3 separate regions of the Mus musculus genome follow, and regions 1 and 2 are each linked to region 3. A link is a loop called in an ENCODE intact Hi-C map of the cell type or tissue named here. Cell type or tissue: left cerebral cortex. All regions are shown on one strand.

The links. Hi-C counts contacts between places; a loop is a spot of excess contacts. Peaks named below come from ENCODE experiments on the same cell type or tissue, not always from the same donor. Only the 100,000 strongest peaks of a DNase experiment are listed, where the experiment ranks them.
Region 1: it touches region 3 in a loop (3-fold over the local background); 3 of 42 quality-filtered maps call a loop at or near these places.
Region 2: a loop joins it to region 3, with 2.8 times the contacts of the local background. A loop is called at or near these places in 3 of 42 quality-filtered maps.

What each region holds. Positions count from the first base shown.
Region 1 is chr8:16,333,207-16,335,706 of GRCm38, forward strand. All of the region lies in intron 10 of Csmd1 (CUB and Sushi multiple domains 1), which reads right to left. Among named protein-coding and RNA genes, the nearest start is that of Gm16347, 99 kb to the right of the region's middle. In left cerebral cortex, no CTCF peak of the experiment used is centred here; a DNase peak (open chromatin) is centred at 1,503.
Region 2 is chr8:16,325,311-16,327,810 of GRCm38, forward strand. The region is part of intron 10 of Csmd1 (CUB and Sushi multiple domains 1); the gene reads right to left. Among named protein-coding and RNA genes, the nearest start is that of Gm16347, 110 kb to the right of the region's middle. In left cerebral cortex, a CTCF peak has its summit at 1,115 (motif pointing left); a DNase peak (open chromatin) is centred at 1,089.
Region 3 is chr8:15,489,523-15,492,022 of GRCm38, forward strand. No RefSeq gene overlaps it. Among named protein-coding and RNA genes, the nearest start is that of Gm46033, 40 kb to the right of the region's middle. In left cerebral cortex, no CTCF peak of the experiment used is centred here; a DNase peak (open chromatin) is centred at 1,473.

The DNA.
Region 1 (2,500 bases), 840 kb after region 3:
GGCTTCGGCACATGGTCATCTGACTCTACCACTGCAGAAGCATGTGGCATGGGCATCTGTTCACCTCACAGCAGACAGGGATCAGAGAGAAGGACAGAGAGAAAATGGTGGGGATAACGGATACCCTGCCAGTGTACATCCCAAAGACTTGCTTCCTCCAATCAAGTCTTGACTTCCATTTCTCACCACCTCCCAACAGTCCATTGAATAAGGAATTCATCCAAGGATTAACTCATAGAGTAGGTCCTTGTGGTCATAATTCATCACTAAATCTGTCTTCTGAACTTTGCTTTGAGGGTAAAGCCTTCAACACGGAGAACATTCAAACCTCAATCCTATAGTTATAGCTAGCAGTATCTGGTATCTCTCCAGGGAATACTTAGGGTTGACCATTGAATCACAATACATTGGACTCTCCATGTAGCCACACATGACTTTCTGAGAGCCGGCATAAAGCAAACATTTGATAGGATGCATTCCTCTGATGTTAAATGAGAGAATGTTGGCACTTCAGTTGAATCCCACCCAGGCTCACAACACTTAATCCATAGCACAGCTATCAATATAGCAACATTCTAGATTTTAATCTGTACTATTCAATACATGCACATAATTCCTGATGGTGCTCATGACACCCAGTGACACAGACACAGGGACTATTTGCAGTATCAAATTCCTAACTGGGTTCACAAACAAGAAATGTTTTTAAAAAGAACACCTTTGTTATGTGGGGAGGTAGACATGTTTGCATGGGTGTATGTTAGATGATTGGTTTTATCATTTATTGACAACTCTCAATTAAAACAAAGACCTCCACAAGATCGAGGGCTCTTCCCTCACTGATGACCGACTAGGCCATCCTCTGCTACATGTGCAGCTAGAACCATGAGTCCCACCATTGGTTGGTGGTTTAGTCCCACGGAGCTCTGGAGGTACTGGTTAGTTCATATTATTGTTTCTCCTATGGGGTTGCAAACCCCTTCAGCAACTAGCTCCTTCATTCAGCTAAGGCCAGGAAGCTGGAGTTGGTGGGTTGGTGAGCAGGGGAAGGGGGGAGCTGGTGGGTGGTTTGGAGGGGAAGCCAGGAAAGAGGATAGAATTTAAAGTGTAAATGCAGAAAATATCTAATAAAAAAGAATTAAAAATGAAATTTTACTTAAAACAAACAAACAATCAGAAAACAAAGACCACTTCCCTCCTACTAGAAAAGTCCTATTACAGATAGGAAAGACTTTAGATATTCTAGTGACCACAGATCTGCAAAAGTGGGTACCCTGTATATCTTCTGTCAAAAATCAAAATAATAATTTTACTTCTCTGAAGGGTAACTATAAGCTTACACTTGGTGACACTTGTCACAGCCAGCTTTTCAGTTCCAAGTCAGTGCTCAGTGTCTGACCTCAGATTGGTGCCAGCAATGTAAAAATACATTTCTCCCTTCTCCCATCCTGCCAAGGGCTTCTGAGCTTAGTTGACAGCCACCCACCACTTCACCATTCAGTGGGGGAAACACACAAAAACAATTACTAGCTTAGTAATGAGGTGTCTCAGATGTTTCTGAGATATCTCTCAGGGGACTGCTGCACTGAACAGAACCCATATCCATTGTGCAGAGCGCCCTCCATTGTAAATCTATGTGTTGTTGGGAAATACAGGATACCAGGGTCTGTCAAAAGTAGAGAGCAGCTACCTGCACAGTCAGTTACTATGAAGAGAGCAACATTGTGTAGAATACTATGTACAACTGAGCTTCCATAGCGGCAAGTGCACTTTGGATGTGTCACGCAGTCTACATTCATTATGAAAATAATGAGTTGATTATTTGGAAACATATTAGGAAAATATTCTTGTCAATTTTATGACATAAATAATATTAAAATTATAGGATTGGTGACTTGGAGAAAGTTATGCTCATATCTTAGAAGAATAAGATCCTCTTTTAGTTATGGCTCTCCATTCTCTAACATCCTCACAGAATAACAAACTCTACAATGGATCCTTGGTCCTTGGGACAGTCACATATTCAATAGCGTTTATTGGACCTTAGTATTTCCATCCCTGAGAATGGAAGTCAAATTTGGTTTTAGACATTGTTGTGATTTAAAATGTCATTTAATAACATGTTTTTTTGTCTTATTGAGGGCCCCTAAGAAGTGTTATCTGTTGGGTCACAATAAGAAACAAACAAACTGTATGAAGTTGACCTTTATCTGATTATACACAAAAATACCATTTTTATAATCCTCTCTTTTCACATTCATATCGTATCGAATGTGAAATCTTATCATCCATTTGATGGCACTGGGAAGTGGGATCTTTGAGAGGTGATTGAGCTGCCGCATTGAGCCTTTATGAATAGAATGAGTCCCCGTAACAGGAACCCAAGAGACCATCCCAACCTCTTCTGTAACACAGCTAGAAAACTACCTATGAACCAGGAAGCAAGCTTTTAATCCATGCAAATTCAGTTGGGTGTTATGTCTTGCTAAACTCTATAAAA
Region 2 (2,500 bases), 840 kb after region 3:
ATCTCTTTGTCTCCAAATTCTACATTCGGCCATAATTTCTTCACTCATCAATATCTTGTTCCTTCAGCTTTAACATGATAATAAATGCCACAAAACACATTTTCGCACCTTGCATTGTTCCTGTTACTTTGAAGATGGTTTCTTTGAGAGGAATTCCCTTTTGTATTCATCCTGGCTAACCTTGCTCTGCCTCCATCTCTGCCTTGGGTAAACTGTACTACAGAATGGACTGCCTTCTACATCTCTAAACTCTGGGGATGGTGGGTTTGACTTTGTGAACCAGAAGATAGAAACCTTTCAAACCTTGAAACATGATCCTGCCCTTCCAAGGTTTAATCCAAAGCCATCGTCTGTAAAGACCATTCTGCTGGGGTCCAGCTGGCATCTGCTTCTGCAGAAGCAGTTCCTGTCGCAGATGCCTTTCCAGGTAGAAGAGTTTACACAAACTTCTCACTGCTAATGCCTAGCACCTTCACATTCCATACACTGACTTTAAGCCTCTGCCTGGAATTTCATGACGCCTTCAAGATAGATCTACTAGCAATATTTTGTGTGTATTTTTATGTATGTATATGTGAGGGGGTTCACTCTTCAAGAAATGCTCCCCCTTTTCCTAAATTTACCAATAGACTCCTTAAAACACAGGAGTCTAAAGTCTAGTGAAACAAGGCTGGGATACCTGCACAAAGACAGACATAAAGTTATGGGTATAGTTTTTCATACTTTGGGATGTACTAAGCATCTACAATACATTGTCCTGAGTCACTAAAGGAAGAAACTGGAGCCAGAGGAAAGGTGGGAACATGTAGCATGGCTGACACATGAGCCTCTTGGCTTTTCTTTCTTTCTCAATAGACTTGGGTTTATTGGCAAGCACTATTTGCCAACATGGCAGGATCTATGATCACAGGTGCATTTTTGGCCACTATGAGTTGGCCAAACCTACCTGTCAGTAAACATCTACATGACCTCAAAGCAGGGTCTCTTTGGGGATCAGCATTAGCGTGAAGTAGGATCCTGGCTCCTGGTAGAAACTGAGACATGGTGGCCTAGTTTGAATGAGGTATGTGCTTTATAAGTGTGAACTGCCACCACCATCTAGTGGCAGTGGTTGGAAGTTAGTCACAGAGTGAATGTTTCTGGTTCATGATCCTTCACTGTTCACAGGATTTCCCCATTCACTGGGAGTGTTTCACGACTCATAAAATATCATTTAATAAAAATAAATATTATGGCCCTTGTGTTCTGCAATAGAATGTACATAATATTTTAGATAATAGTCAAAATTCTTAGGTATTTAAGATGCTGGCTCATATATACATGAGCCATACTAGTTTTAGTCATTTAAGCACAACACAGATATCAGCCAGTTTGCTCTAGAGAACCCCACTGTCCTCAGTATTTATCCATGGCACCTGCATGTTCTCTGGTTGGATTACATAGCCTCATTTATTTATCATAAATTTTGATTGGTTTGTAGTGCTTAGCATTTCACAAATTATGTCACTTCACATACTATCAACAACGAAAAGGTTTTAATAGCTGCAACTGGGAGTTTAGAAATAAAGAACATAACCCCATGTAAAAGTATGTTGCTTCAGCATGCATGCAATCAGGTGTTACAGATTTAATAAAAACTTCTAAAAGTCAACTTAATACTGCCTCTCCCATATTCCATAATAGATACTCTCTTTATTATTTTTGGGTGTGTTTGAATGAATATTACTCTATTGAATCTATTTTTCACCATGTTCACTGTTTTCCTTTTTCCTTTTAGAGGCACAGCAAGCAGCTTTCCTACAGGAGCATGCTGGAGCCTCCATGTCTGGGGTGGCTGAGCTGATCTTTTGTAGTTTACTTTCTATTGTTATCGAGCCTCTCTCTAAATTGCCATCATAATATCTCAATGAAGTTAGGATAAAATCCATTCACCTCAATCCAAGCAGAAATATCTAAAAGTGCTTCTTCCTTCCTTCCTTCCTTCCTTCCTTCCTTCCTTCCTTCCTTCCTTCCTTCCTTCCTTCCTTCCTTCCTTCCTTCCTCACCAATTCACTGCCCTGGGCTCCCGGACTCCACCCCATTCCCTATCCATGTCAATGACAAGATAGGTGAATTGATATTGTCTCCCCGAAGCATGTCCAGCTCTTCTGGCCTCAGGGTCCTCATTTATCTTGTCCTCAGAACTAGAAGGGCATCCAGAAGCCATATCCCATGAGTAGTTAGCTCCCAGCCTCATCCTTAGAGGAGGATTATGGCTAAGTCAGGTGCTAGCTCCCCAGTATTTCTTCTGGTGGTATTAGGTAAGAACCAAACTACAGACATCGTCTGTCTCTAGGTTTGTATCTGCACTCACCAGACCCTGACCATGATGTGGCGTGTATGTGTGTGTTCCAGTCCACACAAGTCCAGGGTCAAAAATATGTAAGAAAAGCGGGGCTGCACTAGGTTAGGTGAATCAAAACGTCTTCTTTTACATCTGTGGATGATAGCAGAGTTCGGG
Region 3 (2,500 bases):
TTAGCAAGTTTGTTATTGATATGGAAAAGCTAATGGTGTCTTCTTGTTGGTTTTGTAGCCTAGATTGTTGAAAGTGTTTATTAGATTTAAAAGCTTTCTGGTAGAGTTTTTAAAGTCTTCTAAGTATAGGGCTGCACCATCTGAAAGTAGGAATAATTTGACTTCTTCCTGATTTTTTAAAATCATCTGTATTTCTTTCTCCTGTCTCTAACTAACTGTTGAGCACTCTATTGAGTAAGACCAGCGAGAAAGGGTACCTTCACCACACTCATGATTTGGGTAGAAATCTTAGTTTTTCCATATTAAGTATAATGTTGGTTATATCTTTGTCACATACAGCTTTAATATATTACAATATGTTCCTTATATTCCTAGCTTCTTTGGTGGCTTTTATCAAGGTATGTTGATCTCTGCAAAGCCCCATTTTGCTTCTATTGAGATAATTTTGGAATTTCTTTTTACCATGATCCTATTTATGGCTTTGCGTTGTATTTATTGATTTGTTTGGTGCAGCACTTTTCTCCATGTAATGAATTCAGCTTGGTCTTGGTGTATCATCTTTTACATGTGTTCTTGAATTAGTTTTATAAGTATTTATTAAGAAAATGTGTGCCCTTATCCATCAGAAAACTGATCCCTCTCTTTCCCTCCCTCCTTTCCTCCCTTCCTCCCCCCTTTCTCTCTTTCCCTCCCTCCTTCCCTTCCTTCCTCCATTCTTCCCTTCCTCCCTTCCTCCCTTCCCCTTCTGCTCTCTCTCTCCCTGCCTTCCTTCCTCCTCCCTCCCTTCTTCCCTCCCTTGATGTGTGTGTTTGTGTGTGTGAGTCCTTGTGTTCTTTCAGCATGGAGGAAATGCTGGATCCCTAGATTGAGTTTGGTCATGCTCCTTCCCTTTCTAGTTTGTGGAAAAGCCTGAGAAGTATTTCAGTTAGGGCTCCCTTAAAGACTCCATAGAATCTGGCAGGGAGTCTGTCCAGTATGAGATTTATTTCCTTTAGGGTGATATTTTTATATTACTGCTTTGATCATATATATATATATATATATATATATATATATATGTATATATATATATATATATATATATATATATATATCCAGGAATAATTTATCCATTTTGCCCATATTTTCCAGTGTCTCCCAATTCGATTTTTCAGAGTCTTCCCTAATGATCCCTGGATTTTATGATTTAATGATCCTTTGTAATTTGTTGTAATAATCCTAATAAACCAGGCCCAGAAAGGCAAACACAACATTTCTTCTCACGTTTAGGATATAGATGTAAACTTTTATATATGTGCATCTTGTGGGGGGCGGCAATAGGGGGCCCTGAAAGGAGAAGAGGAGATCTTGGGGGAAGAAGCATCAGCAAGAGGGGAATGTGCACACAGAGGCTTGGAACAGTGGGTGGATCCATCTGGAGCAAAGAAACAGACTGCATTCACTACTCTTCTATTGCTGTAGGAAAACACCAGGAACAAAGCAGCTTAAAGAAGACGGGGTTTCTTCGAGCTTACAATTCCAGAGGAGTAGGATTCCATCACAGCTGGGAGACATGATAGTGGGAGCAGGAAGGTGAGAACTCAGATCCTTTACTGTAAACACTGAGTGGTATGAGCCACTAGAGATCTTAAAGTTCTCAGAGTCCATCCTAGTGACATACTTCCTACAGCTGTGCCTCCTAAACCACAAGCTAGGGACCAAGTACTCAAATGCCTGAGCCAATGGGATAGAGTCTCAACTCAACCATTAGAGGGACTATTAGAAAGGAGGGAGGGGAACAGCAGTGGGAAAAGGATGCATAAAAACACACACACATACACACAACACACTCACACACATACACACACTCACACACACACATTCATATACACACACATATACACACACATTCATATACACATACTCACATATACACACACTCACACACATACACACTCACACACCCATTCATACACACACACATATACTCATACACATATACACATGCACACATATACACACACACATACACACACGCTCACATATACACACACTCACACACATACACACACATTCATATTCATACATACCCTCATACACATACACACACATACACACCCATACATACTCAAACACACATATACACATACACACTCACACATACACTCACACACACATACACACATGCACACATATACACACATATACACACTTATACACACATATATATATACACATGGACATACACACACACACACACATATACACACATATACATGCATACACACAGACACACACGAACAAGCTATAATGTCGTTCATTACTTTGTATTCTATCTTCCTATCCTCACAAATTAATTTAAAGAGGAGAAAAGACAGAATAATATTTAATATGTAAGAAAAAATCATGGCTGAAAAAGCAGACACTTGTAGATAATAGTGAGATGTGTGAATTCGTCCCGTTTGTGGGATAACAGTCTGCTAATCCATTTAGAACTCTCCCAAAACAGGGTGTCAAGAAA